Linked DNA regions of Homo sapiens: all the other regions are linked to region 3. Evidence: chromatin contacts called from ENCODE Hi-C or POLR2A ChIA-PET data. All regions are on one chromosome and are shown on one strand. The core of a region is the stretch at or near the end of the contact, and the rest is flanking DNA. Distances in the headings are between cores, read along the strand shown.

Region 1 (4,111 bases), core at 338-2,837, 2.5 Mb before region 3:
TTTTTAAGTATTTTGTGCACATCTTATGACTGTGTCTTTCCAAATAATACACATTTCATGTTGGATGGCATGGGTGTGTGGGTGATTGGATGCATGGATGGACAGACAGACGGATAGATGGATGAATGGGTGGATGGTTGAATAGTGTGTGATTGCTCTGAGAGTCCAGGTGCTGGGTTCAAGTCACAGCTTTGTTAACTCACTCCCTGGCCTATAGCAAATGAATGATACAAACCTCTGTTTCTTCAATGTAATCATAGTTCTGTAGAGTCGTAGGGGTGAAATGAAATAATGCATGTAAAGAACTTTGTGTTATAATTGGCACATAGTGCTCAGAAATGTTAGCTATTATTAATATAATAAAACAATAATCGATATATATGGCTATAACCATATAAACCATTTTTAATTTAAGGATGAATAATTACAACGTGTAGATATCATGAATGCATTGATTGTAATACACTTCAGAATACCAGTAATTTTCTAATCATTAGAGTTTAAGCTCTTCTATCCATATATTAGAAGTGTAACAACCACAAGCTTCCTTATCTACTTATAGAATTGCAAGCATAGCTTACATATGAAAACGTTCTTACACGTCATAATAGGGCAGCCAGTTGTATTAAGCACCTTGTCTTATTAAGATACCATTGTTGTGTGCAGTCAAATGTTTGTAGTTTCTTGGTAAGTGCCCTTAAGGCAGATGTCTTACCCTCCAGGGAGACACTGAGGCTCTCAAAAGGGGTAATAATATTTCAAAACATCTGGAACACGGTTTGAGCCATTAGGCCGCACAGCCCCAAGTTTTTATTAATTTGTACTCCAGACTTCACTAGAGGAAAAAGCAGCACGATTTTTAGGCGAAGGAATAAGCCACTTGAGGTCCGCCTCTGAATCAGTTTCACAAAGAAAAGTCCATCAGTGCAGAGGAAGGCCAGCGGACCTGAGTACCTATGTCGTGGTTAAAGAAGGATGACTGGGCCGGGCGCGGTGGCTCACGCCAGTAATCCCAGCACTTTGGGAGGCCAAGATGGGCGGATCACGACAAACCATCCTGACTAACACGGTGAAACCCTTTCTCTACTAAAAATACAAAAAATTAGCCAGGCGTGGTGGCGTGCGCCTGTAGTCCCAGCTACTCGGAAGGCTGAGGCAGGAGAATGGCATGAACCTGGGAGGCGGAGCTTGCAGTGAGACAACATCGCGCCACTGCACTCCAGCCTGGGCGACAAAGCGAGACTCCGTCTCAAAAAAAAAAAAAAAAGAAAAAGAAGGATGACTGTTCAGAAGGCACTTTCAGCTTTTCTCATAGTTTTAACATGTGGGTCTTCCTTCTTGGAGGTATGGGAAAAACAGTCTAAGCCTGATGAGAAAAGGCTGTGGATTTCTCAGGTGATGGCTCTCGCGAGGTCTGAGCCGCGCGGCTGGGGTCTGGCTCCGCGCGTGCCTGGACACGCACAGATTGTTTTGAACTTGAGCAACGCCTCCTGCTAGCTTTCCACCCGATTTCTGTCTGTTCAGAGCTGGCCTCCTCTAGCAGGAAGTGCCTGCCGTTTAAGGAGTGCAGGCAATTCCCGACAGCCAACCCCGCCTCCCCCGCCTCCTTGCTCTGCTTCCTTCTCATTGGTCTGGAGGCCGGCCGGGCCTTATCCTCGCATTTTTAAAATGTCTTCTTTTGTCAGCTTGAGGTTTTCCAGAATTTAAAAGCGGAAAGGAAGAGAGAAGGACAAGGAAGCTATAAAAGACACATTAAATAAACTCTACTGGGAACAAGTGTGTGTGTGTGTAAGAGAGAATGTAACTTTTGCAAGGGAAGTTGGTAGATTGCTTATTATTTTAACAAAGAGGGGGTGTGTGTGTATGTGTATGTGTGTGTGTGTGTGTCCCTGAACTGGAGAAGCAGATGTTTAAAGGAGGCAGCAGGAAGCAGTTCTGACAAATGAAAGGATTTTTGATTGAATTCATGAGCTAAAGTTTCCTGCCAGTAATGCATTCAACCCTAGGCTACATAAAAGAAAAACCTATATAATTGAGGTTTAATTGCTTAACTTTTAAACATGCAACCAGAACAGGCAAGTGTAGCTTCCACAGGTAAACCTAAGTGATGCTGTAAGCTGATTTGGGGTTATTATTTATTGGCACTTCATAAAATTATGATCCTTTCCCCTTTATCATGCTCCTGCTTTTTCAGTGCTTGAGTGCCAGAGTCTATCCCTTATTGTCTGTGTAAGTTAAAATCCTTGGTGCACACTTTTTTTTTCTCTTTAAGCTGTTTCGTGAGCAGGTGCAGATGGCTTTCATGAACTGAGCCAAATGAAATGCTCTGTTTCAGCCTGCAGAAACTAAAGTTTTTAAAAACGGAACAACTGTTTTGTGCTGTACCTATAATTCAACTGGAAAATGTTTTCCCCCTTTTATGATGAAAACTGCCATCTCTGTTTCTCTTACTGAATCTGGTTTATTTACAGCCTTAAGGAAATCTTGTCACTAAAATCCACCCTCACCACTCCTCCAGTATTTTTCAGTCTGATGATTTCACAACCAGAGCCATTGCAAAATAAGAGTACATGGGCATTTTTTTAAAATCCCTAGTGATTTTTATGAAGTTTTTTCCTGTCTTGTTTCTCATTGTATAATTAAGTAAACAGTTTCAGGAATACTCAAAACATTGAGAGTGCTCTACCTTTTCATAAATATAATATGAAATAAATCACTTTATTCATCAAGGGTTTTAATTTTAAACCAAGCAACAGAAAGAGGGGCATCCACTTGGTTTGGTGCTTGCATTGTTGAATCCTCTTGAGAAACAAAGTAAAAAAGTGAATTAACTTCCTTGGATCATAGAAAGCTCTAGTGGCCATGGTTGTGATGAACCTTAGCTTTCTGCTCCAATCACACTTGCATGGGCTCTCATGCAAAGATATATAACAAGTAACCATAACCCAAAGCTGTAATTTTGCTAATTTGCTGAACCCTGAACTGAATAAAACCCAAATATTAATGTTGTAACTGAAGCAAAATATGTTCAAAAATAGACCAAACAAACTAATTCAAACCAGAACGATACTTAGATATTTTCTAAAATGATTGAACAGAGCAAAACTAGAATTTCGAAAACTTCCACAAGTCTAACCTAAAACAAACCAAGGGCCCATTGGTTTGCATCGTTTTATGAGAGCCCAGCAGGAAGTGGAGGACTTAAATTCTCCTCCTCTGTTGACTTCCGCAATCAACACTGTCCCAGGGACACTCACTCTGGCAACAAATGTTCACAGGCAATACCTGTTATGTTGACAGAGAAGCCAATAGGGCAAGGTTTCTTACCCGTGGCACTATTTTCTTTCTGGACTAAGTCCTTTTTGTATGGGGCTGTCCTGTGCATTATAAGATATTTACCAGCATCTCTGGCCTCTACCCACTAGGTGCCAGTAGACCCCTCCCTCCAGTTACAAAAGTTAAAAATATCTCCAGACATTGCCAAATGTCTCCTGGGGGGCCAAATCACCCCCTGTCAAGGACCACTGCAATAGGGGAATAGTCGTCAGCCTCCCACATTGTTTCAAAAGGATTTTTTAGTAGATGTTGGAAAGAGAAGCTGTGCACTGATCTTCCCAGAAGGACCACCTAGTAGGAAATAAAAGCCAGTCTCAAAGTCCTCATTTCAGAGTTGGTTTCTCTGCTAAAGCACTAAATCTTTGATGCTGAGAAGACAATGTATGGTACTACTGTGTGGCAGAACTAGTGAAAATACTGTAAGTTGTTGAAGACATTTGTAAATATATACTATAATAAAAACTCTACCTCACAACAGCCGATGGTGTTGGTGATCAAAAAATAATTGCAGAATCTTCTGATGACACTTCAATTGCTGTTTATCTTCATATTCTGGAAAAATAGCAGAAGAAATAGTTCAACCTATTAGTCTAGTAGTGTTTCTAGTTCACAGCATAGGGAGATGCTGTTTGATCCAGACTGCCTACATACCCTACAGGGAATTATTATATATTTGAGTGCTATTTCAGGAGAATTAGACATCTTAATTATAACTTTTTTAAGTTTGTGTGTATATAGTATATGCTTCTGAAATGAAATTTATAGTTATTCCGTA
Region 2 (4,283 bases), core at 334-2,833, 2.5 Mb before region 3:
GGCTTCTAATCAGTTGCTTCCCTGCTTTCTTCTCTCAATGGGCTGCACGCTTCCTGAGAACAGGGACTGAGTCTCTTTCTGCTTTTCATTTTCAGAACAGAGTGTCTGTAATACACAGCATACCTAAATGATCCATAAGCATTTTATTACAAGTAATCTGGAGTGCACCATGGCCTGGACACTCTGGGGCAGTATGGATAAATAGAATACCAGGACCAGACATACCCATGTAAAACTTCCAAAATGTCTACATGTAAAGCTACAAATTTAATGGTACCAACAATAAAAATTGGTGCAATCAAGAGAAGTGAAGTAAAATTCTCTGGGAAGAATTGAGGAAAGCCTTATGAGAAAGGTGAAATTTGAGGTGGGACTTAAGAGAGGCATTAAAATGGAAGAAAGCAGTGGCTTCCTCTTCCTGGGAGTTCATCAGGGCCATAGACTTTAGGGCAGAAAAGTCAAACTACAGACTGAAAAGAAAAGGCCAAGTATGAATGGAGGGTTTAGGTTGAGGAGTAGGCTAAGATCTTCCTGGTTCTTCCCTCTGTGCAACACTGAGAATCTTTTTCCTGTGTCCAATTTTACATCTTCTTCTTCTGGTTTAAGCATGCCTAAAAGAGATTACCAACTACCAACTTCTGAAGACACAGTTTGTGTAGTTCCTGTGGACTGGGACATGTGACTCTGCAAATATGATACTAAATACTCTATTTTTTTTTTAAGCAAATTGAGTATGTAACTCTGTCTCAAAATATGCAGTACATGTCTCAGCCTTAAACTTGTTCCCCTGTGCTTTTAGATAATAATTTTTTGAAATGTGTTTGGAAGTCTTTGGGGGCCTAAGTTTAGAAAGCTAGAAAGACATTCTCATTGCCTTTGTTGTTCCAATCTGTTGTTCTGTAATTTCTGGACTTGGATCTATCATTTGACTGAAAAGGATAAAAGGTCCAAGAGTGAAAAGAAATGGGTTAAAGAGAGGGAACAACCAGCCAAAGCAGTGGCAGCCAGCACCCGAGGGGGGTGGCTGCAGCTGGGCTCTGCCCAGCTGCAGGTGTGGAGGAGGAAGTGCAGGAACGAGCCCAGGACCCATTTCCAGGTGGCAGCAGGGTTCAGTGGGCTTAATTAACCGGTGAACTGCTCATGAGGTCGGTCTGTCTCTACCTTTCTACACCACACTGAACAAGCCACTGACCATTTCCTGCCTCGGATTTCCTCAGCCCCAAAGAGGGGACAACAATGTGTATTCGTCAGAGAAATTACTGGCCACTGTCTCATTCAGAAGCTGCCCCTAGAAGTGTTAGTAAAGACTTTTAAAAACATGAAACAAAGCAGAGAATTAAAAATAACAGGAAGTGGAAGAGAGAGCACACTATGATCTGAAATCTTCTGTGTTATATGCTGGTGTTAAAGAGGTCGTGAGGCCTTGATGAAGATTTGTTACTTGGAAGGATGTCAGTGCTGGGGACCTGCTCTCTGTGAACCCAGCAACCTGCCCCAGCATTTCAAGGGGCATACAGTCCACTCAGATGATTTATTTCTGAGTTGGAATTACCCCATTCCCCAGCCCACCCTCTTTTCAACTTTGTACAAATGTAAGTGGCCAATTCACTTTACTACACAAATGACTCATGATTTCATGAGCTGCAAGCAGCAGTTTCTTAAGCAGCTTTCCCATATTCCTAGTGCAAGAAATGGACACACAGACATCTCTTATGGGCTAGATCTTTTTAATTTGTGAAGCAAAGAAAGTGAGGGAACCACTGGACCCAATCTCAAGTATCCAAGGTCAACTAGACGAGGCACATGGCCAATTTCCAAAGACACATGGTTCTTTCCTAATCCTCAGCCTCTACTTCCTCACTGGATCTGAGTTCAAATCTCAGAAAGGTCAGAGCATGTGCATTTTTGGCATTTTTAAACAAATGGATGCAATTAAGAACTTGAGGAAAGGGTGACTTTCTATAGTTTTCAGCATACATCAGCTACTTGACAACTTCTACTAAAATAGAGCTGCTTTCAGAGGGTAATGTGAGTAGCCAATCACTGCCACTCAGGACAAAAATGTTGGCCAATGACCTAGAAGTAAGTGTGTGGTGTATTTCGCATGACTATAAGTGCTTCTCATTAGGAAAATAATGGCATCAGTTCCTGGAGTTTTCTTGGTTATTTAAACCTCCTGCTTTGGAGTTGAGTTCATGGTTTACCAACATCAGCAAGTGTTTCCTATTTTGTTGTACATGATCACCAAAGGAATAGGAGGCAATAAAGGAAATGAGAACTAAAGGTTCTAGAGAGATTACATTCTTTATCACATTTAATCTTTATAAGAACCCCCAAAAGTTGGTGTTCTTTCCTCCATCTTACAGATGTTTTGAAAACTGAAGCTCTGAAAAGTTACGTAACTTGGATCTACAGAGCTCTAAGAGGACGTGCTAAGATTTGAATCCAGAATTTCGTGACTCAAAAACGTTTTCTCCACAATATCAGTTTACCAGAATAACCTAGGCATGGCCTCAAAAGACCTATATTAGAAATTAGCTATATCCTAGTTCTAAGGAAGTATTCATTTTTTATTATTCAACTGTTAAAACTGCACATATATTATATTCCATAGAAATTCTGAGCATCAATAATAGGAGATACTTTCACTATTTGTATATATGTATATGTATATTTGTGTATATATACATACAAAATATATTTTACAATTGTCTCTTTGTTCCAAGAGTGGGAAGGAAAATAATTAGAATTTGTAGTTGGGCATTTGTGTCCACTTTAACCTGATCCATTCTGTCTAACTTTTCTTTGCAAGCTCTCAAATTCATTGTTAGCCTATCTGATCCTGTCGTCTGGAGACTGCCAAGTATTTCACATCTTACCCAGGGAACCGACCACTTTTAAGGGAGGGAGGGCACTCTTTACTGACTTTTCCTAATTTAAATTCATTGAAAATTGTTAATTTTAAGGGCAAAGACAAGGCAATGCATCTGTAAAGAGCTCTGTCACTTTTCTCCAAGTGATGACTAATGGTGGGGAACTTAAAACCTTATCCTTGGTATCTTTTGGAGTCCAGACAATTCAGTGGTCTCCTGGGATGAGTAAATATCAGCCCGTTCCCAGGAAGATTAACTAGTAAGATGATGTAGGAAAAGCTGCTACTTTTTAGAGGGCTATACTTAAACTGCCATCTACACTTCTTAAGGCAGAATCTCAGATAGTTTACTTCCATATGGGATGCTATGATTTCTAGAAAGAAAGGATATTTTATACAGTTATAAGAGTAACAGTGGTTTCTTTCCAAGATGTTAAATTTGGTCTCAAGGTTAGTGTTTGTTAATGTAATGTAATTACTGGTCTTTAAAAGATCATAAAGTAGAGTAGAATTAGGAGACCTGAATTAGGGCTCTCCATTACTGGGCGTATAGTTGTAGGTAAATTCCCAGTTTCTTTACCTGTTGTGCAGGTAGCAATACCTATCCATATTCCCTCATAGCCTCACATTTTTAAAATAGGAAGAATGCTGAAGTACTTTGAAAGTTCTAAGAGCTCCAATGGGGTCCTGTAGCACATGGGCTTTGTAGTCAGAAAGCCCCAAATTCAAAACTTAGCTTTTCTACTCTTTTCCTGTGTGGGTCAGTTTTCTAAACTCTCTGTATCTTGGTCACCTCACCTGTAAAATAGGCTAAAAATAGTTCCTACCACATATGATACTTGTGAGGACCAGATGGGCTCTTGGTATGCTTGAGTTGAAAAGGCTCATAGAGTTTATGTTACCCATTCCTCCTAATTGTAAGATGAGGAAACCGAGGCCCTGGCTGGTAGAGTGTCTTACCCAAGTTCATTCATCAATAATTTTTGAGTTATACCAAGCAATTTGCCTGCAGAGATTCAATGTTGCTTAAATTACCATGTTGCCTCAATTCTTAGGAAGACTTCTTTTTAATTGAGAGGTCTTCTTGCTCCTTTATGTCAGAAGGAATGGTCACATTGCTGACTTTTTCTTGTTTATGGACTGATGACTCATTTATGAGTTATCTAAACGTCTTGTTCCTTCTTTCTCTCTTCTGCCGTCTCTATCATGGGACTATTTTCTTTCTGCTAGCACTTCTACTAGAGATTGTGAAAGGGTGGTGACAGTGAATTAACTCCTTGTTAGCAGCCTTGTCTCTTGAGAGGAGGCTCACCCACTGCTGCTGACTGATAAGATGATGACAATCTCTGCTTCCTAAAAAATCTTCTCTACTATTAAGTTGGTGCATAAGTCATTGCAGTTTTTGCCATTA
Region 3 (4,349 bases), core at 1,386-3,885:
ATCAAATGAGTTCCTTAGACTATCACTTTTTCATAATAAAATTTAAATTATGAAGGCCCGTCCAATTCTAAAATGATGTGAACTTCAGGCAGGCTGATGGCACAGCAGGCAGTGTGGTAGCATGTGTATGTGAGTGTTTATGTGTGTGTTGGAGGTGGGGAGAGGGTTACAGTTGGAGCTGAGAAAGGAGTTAGGTTCTCACATAAACTCCAGGAATACAGCCTTGGGCCAGATGGAGGCAAACAGTATTTTCCTGCCTAATTGGTGGGAGTCGATGGCCCAGAAATAGGGTCTAGAAGGGAAACGGAGCTGCAGAGGTTAACACCTGGAGGGGTAGACCAACTATCGCAACTAAACTGGTTACCATTTGAGTGCACACTATATACCAGACACCGTTAGACACTGTGCAGACGTTCTCTCAAAACTTTTCACAACCATGACAGGTTGTAAGACAGGCTGTGGGTCTTCAGGGGTCGCGGGCATCCCCTAGACACAGCCGCAGGGCCTGCATGGAGTTCGCTCCTACCGGCGACCAAAAGCGCTCGCTCCGGCTCCAGCATCTGCTCACCCCCACGCACCCTCCCATAAAGGGTGGAGCGCAGCAGGCCTGGGTGACTGGAGTTCGTGGCTTCCAGCACTCCAGTTCCCGCCTCATTCACTCGCGCCCCCCCTCCCGCGAGGAGTTGAGAGCCGTGGGCTAAGTAAGTGAGGCACCGCAGCCGCAAGACCCACGAAGGGGTCAGAGGAATATCCTGCTTCAACTGCACTCCAGCCTGGGTGGCAGAGCAAGACCCTGTCTCTATAACACAAACAGAGAAATACCAAATGTGGCCGGGCGCGGTGATTCACGCCTGTACTCCCAGCACTTTGGGAGGCCGAGGCAGACGGATCACTTGAGGTCAAGAGTTCGAGACCTGCCTGGCCAACATGGTGAAACCTGGTCTCTACTAAAAGTACAAAAATTAGCCGGTTGTGGTGGCGGGCGCGTGTAGTCCCAGCTACTTGGGAAGCTGAGGTGGGTGGATCTCTTGAGCCCGGGAGGTGGGGGTTGCAGTGAGCTGAGATCGGGCCACACTGCACTCCAGCCTGGGCGACAGAGCGAGACTCTGTTTCTAAAAAAAAAAAGAAAAAAGAAAAAATACAAAATGAAATGTGAAATTTCAATGATTCTGCATTAGGAGTTAAATGTTCCTTCCCTTTAATAGCACTTTTCCCCTTCTTTTTGAACAAGGGACGCTGCATTTTCATTTTGCATTGAGCCTCACAAATTACACAGCTAGGCTTGCTGCTGAATACGGCAGTGAGGGACATGCCATACCAGTCCTGGAGCTTCGTCATTGCCCAGACCCTGTGGATCAAATGCAGTGGGCTGCCTAAAGGATCGGACTTTTTATCCCCGGAATTGTCCAAACTATGGAGCAAAGCAGGTAAAGAGACCAGATTACTTTTAAGGCCCGTTCAATCCTAAAATGTGAACTATAAAATAAGACTAGACAGCTTTACTGATTTTTGTGGTTTATCATATGAAAACAGAATTTTGAAAGCGGAAAAATCAAACCAGTTCATTCCTTTTTAAAATTACTTTGGGAGGCCGAGGCGGGAGGATCACCTGAGGTCGGGAGTTTGAGACCAGCCTGACCAACATGGAGAAACCCCCGCCTCTACTAAAAATGCAAAAATTAGCTGGGCATGGTGGCGCACGCCTGTAATCTCAGCTACTGGGGAGACTGAGGCAGGAGAATCGCTTGAACCCGGGAAGCAGATGTTGCGGTGAGCCAAGATCGCACCGTTGCACTCCAGCCTGGGCAACAAGAGCGAAACTCGGTCTCAAAAAAAAAAAAATTACTTTGGGAGAAAAAAACCCCACCAAAACTAAACTAGTTTACACTGTTTAATCTTAACTCAGGAACCGGTCAAGGAACTAATGGTGTGGGGCAGGGGGGATGTAGGAGGAAACTTAGGAAAAACAAATCCTCCACAGGTCTCACTTGTGACATGTTAGCCAACTCCTGGGAGGCAGAAAGGGTGAGCTTACGAAACAGGTGCAAAAGTGGGGAGGAGACCTGGGCGTGCTATGGAATAACACTGGCGTCCAGCACAAAGGTTACACACTTCGAGTCATGGTCAAAGAATGAGCCTTCTCCAATATTTTAACACACAAGGGTTTCTGAAGGCAGAAATAGACAAAGGATTACAAAACACTCAGGCACACATCCCACCCGTCACCCTCGCCACACACCCGGGACCAGATTTAGAAAGCCAGGCGACAGCTCAGCAAACGCGAGACCACCGGAAACGAACCGGGCTGAGAGGCTGTTTCCTCACAGTTCTCATCCACTCACAAGTGACCGCACGTTTTGTTTTTGTTATTTGCCGAAATGTTCTTGGCTATTCCACTCACCTAAACGGTCACGGTAGCAAAACACCCAGAGTCCGGATCTTCGCCTAGGCCAACCCCGCCTCCTCAGAATACGCGAGCTAGAGCTCCGCCCACGTTAGTCAGTCCTCCCTGCGCGGCGAGAAAAATGGCGCCCCCACGTCGCGTCTCCTCCCACCGCTCGCCTTCTTCCCGGAAGCTAAGTTGTATCGCGAGATTTCGGCCTGACTATTACTTGGGCCACGGAAATAGCCAACCCTTTTCTTCCGCACGGTTGGAGGAGGTCGGCTGGTTATCGGGAGTTGGAGGGCTGAGGTCGGGAGGGTGGTGTGTACAGAGCTCTAGGACACCAGGCCAGTCGCGGGTTTTGGGCCGAGGCCTGGGTTACAAGCAGCAAGTGCGCGGTTGGGGCCACTGCGAGGCCGTTTTAGGTAGGTTGCTAAGAGGGCGAGGCCGTCCGGGCCTGGCGGGCGGGGGAGGCGTTGCATATCTGGGGTTTCCCGGGGCCCCTTCGTTGGTCCGGAGGATCGAGACTCCGAAGTCGGTCCGAGAGGGTGAAGGGATCACGGCCGCAGGCCACTCCGCGCCACGCGGCTGGTATGAGTCCCACACAAACGTGGTTGTAGTGTGGACGGGCTTCATTATATCTTGAGATGGAGGTGTTAAATCGTGTTGCGGACAAGTTTAACCTTATTACGTGATTTAAATGATTTAACCTTCGTATGTGAGGTACCCATTACTCGCGCCGGTTTTCTGCAGGTTAGGCGCTGCCGGGTGAGAGGCGCTGGTGGTCACAGCGTTAGCTCCGGGTAAAGCGCCGCTCTCTGCCCACGTGGCCTCTAAGAATTGCAGAATCCCCACGGAGGCATCGACACCCAAGTAGGAGTGTCTTCTAAACACTTCGAAAAAGTGATTATTGAGCTAGCTTTATTTTGATAATCCCTACTTTTAAAAAAAATTAACTACAGGTATACCGTTAAAGCATGGGGGCAAATTTTTGTTGAATTCCGTTTTTGAGCATTCGATATTTAATGACTTTGTAGAATCTTGTACTTAAAAAAACTAGTAAGACCTTGTACCAGGAAAATACCACAGGGGGCATTTAACAAATCTGAGCTCTTGGTGACCTTATCGTTTCATATTTTAAATATTTTGCTAGTTCATCCTAGGATTTATATGTAATGACTCATGTCAGGTCCCAAGAAGCTACAGAATGAGACAAGAGATTGACTAAGGCATGTACAATAATGAAATAAGTAGTTATCTTTAATTTTTGTTGCCATGCCTTTTTTTTTTTTTTTTTTTTTTTTTTTTTTTTTCCTGAGACAGGGTCTTGCTCTGTCGTCCAGGCTGGAGTGCAGTGGTGCAATCTCGGCTAACAGCAACCTCCACCGCGGCTTAAGCGATCCTCCCGAGTGGCTGGGAGCAAAGGCACGGGCCAACACACCTAGCCAGTATTTTAAGAATTTTTTGTAGAGACAAGGGTCTCCTTGTGTTGCTGAGGCTCACTACATACAAGCTCCACCTCCCAGGCTCAGGTATTCCACCTACCCCAGCCTCCTGACCACAGGCGCGCGCCACTATTCTGGCTAATTTCCGTATTTTTTGTAGAGACGGAGTTTCACCACGTTGCCCAGGTTGGTCTTGAGCTCCTGGGCTCAAGCGATCCGCCCGCCTCGACCTCCCAAAGTGCTGTGTTACACAGGCCTGAGCCACCCAGACCAACCTGTTTTTCTTTTTTCTTTTAGCTCACAAGAAGGAATCTTTTTCTTTTTTTTTTTTTTTTTTTTTGGTATGTTGTATACTCTCTACCATGGGGATGAAGACACAAGAATTATGATAGTTCATTGAAAAAGGTTGAGAATTCAGAACTTGTCAGTTTCCACCAATAATGGCAAAGATACAATATGACAAAGTTCAGTTGCTTAAATGAATCTAGGAATGAAGAATCTAGGAATTATAATGGAGAGGT

Evidence for each region. A loop is a pair of places that touch in the nucleus more often than their neighbours do. ChIA-PET counts read pairs that join two places held with the same protein, here RNA polymerase II (POLR2A). Pooled maps may share reads with other maps.
Region 1: a pooled map shows a loop between it and region 3 (6-fold over the local background). The contact joins the enhancer-like site here to the promoter of TAF1D in region 3. A Hi-C loop is called at or near these places in 3 of 50 pooled maps. POLR2A ChIA-PET finds 5 or more read pairs at or near these places in 2 of 52 experiments (OCI-LY7 and T-cell).
Region 2: a pooled map shows a loop between it and region 3 (5-fold over the local background). The contact joins the enhancer-like site here to the promoter of TAF1D in region 3. A Hi-C loop is called at or near these places in 5 of 50 pooled maps. POLR2A ChIA-PET finds 5 or more read pairs at or near these places in 2 of 52 experiments (GM12878 and OCI-LY7).

The regions. Positions count from the first base shown.
Region 1 is chr11:96,240,812-96,244,922 of GRCh38, reverse strand. All of the region lies in intron 1 of MAML2 (mastermind like transcriptional coactivator 2), which reads left to right. Among named protein-coding and RNA genes, the nearest start is that of MIR1260B, 99 kb to the left of the region's middle. RefSeq lists an enhancer at 1,227-1,376. Within about 2 kb of position 1,587, at least 38 of the 41 ENCODE cell types and tissues checked have a DNase peak (open chromatin) inside an H3K27ac peak, as active enhancers do.
Region 2 is chr11:96,212,476-96,216,758 of GRCh38, reverse strand. The region is part of intron 1 of MAML2 (mastermind like transcriptional coactivator 2); the gene reads left to right. Among named protein-coding and RNA genes, the nearest start is that of MIR1260B, 130 kb to the left of the region's middle. RefSeq lists an enhancer at 1,280-1,349. Within about 2 kb of position 1,583, at least 19 of the 41 ENCODE cell types and tissues checked have a DNase peak (open chromatin) inside an H3K27ac peak, as active enhancers do; they include GM12878 and OCI-LY7, where a contact is called at or near this core.
Region 3 is chr11:93,739,781-93,744,129 of GRCh38, reverse strand. It overlaps TAF1D (TATA-box binding protein associated factor, RNA polymerase I subunit D), which reads left to right and starts at 2,635. Exons shown (of 6, transcript NM_024116.4): 1 at 2,635-2,808. It overlaps C11orf54 (chromosome 11 open reading frame 54), which reads right to left and starts at 2,458. Exons shown (of 9, transcript NM_001286069.2): 1 at 2,402-2,458. RefSeq lists enhancers at 706-1,245, 1,766-1,885, 1,652-2,337, 2,466-2,975.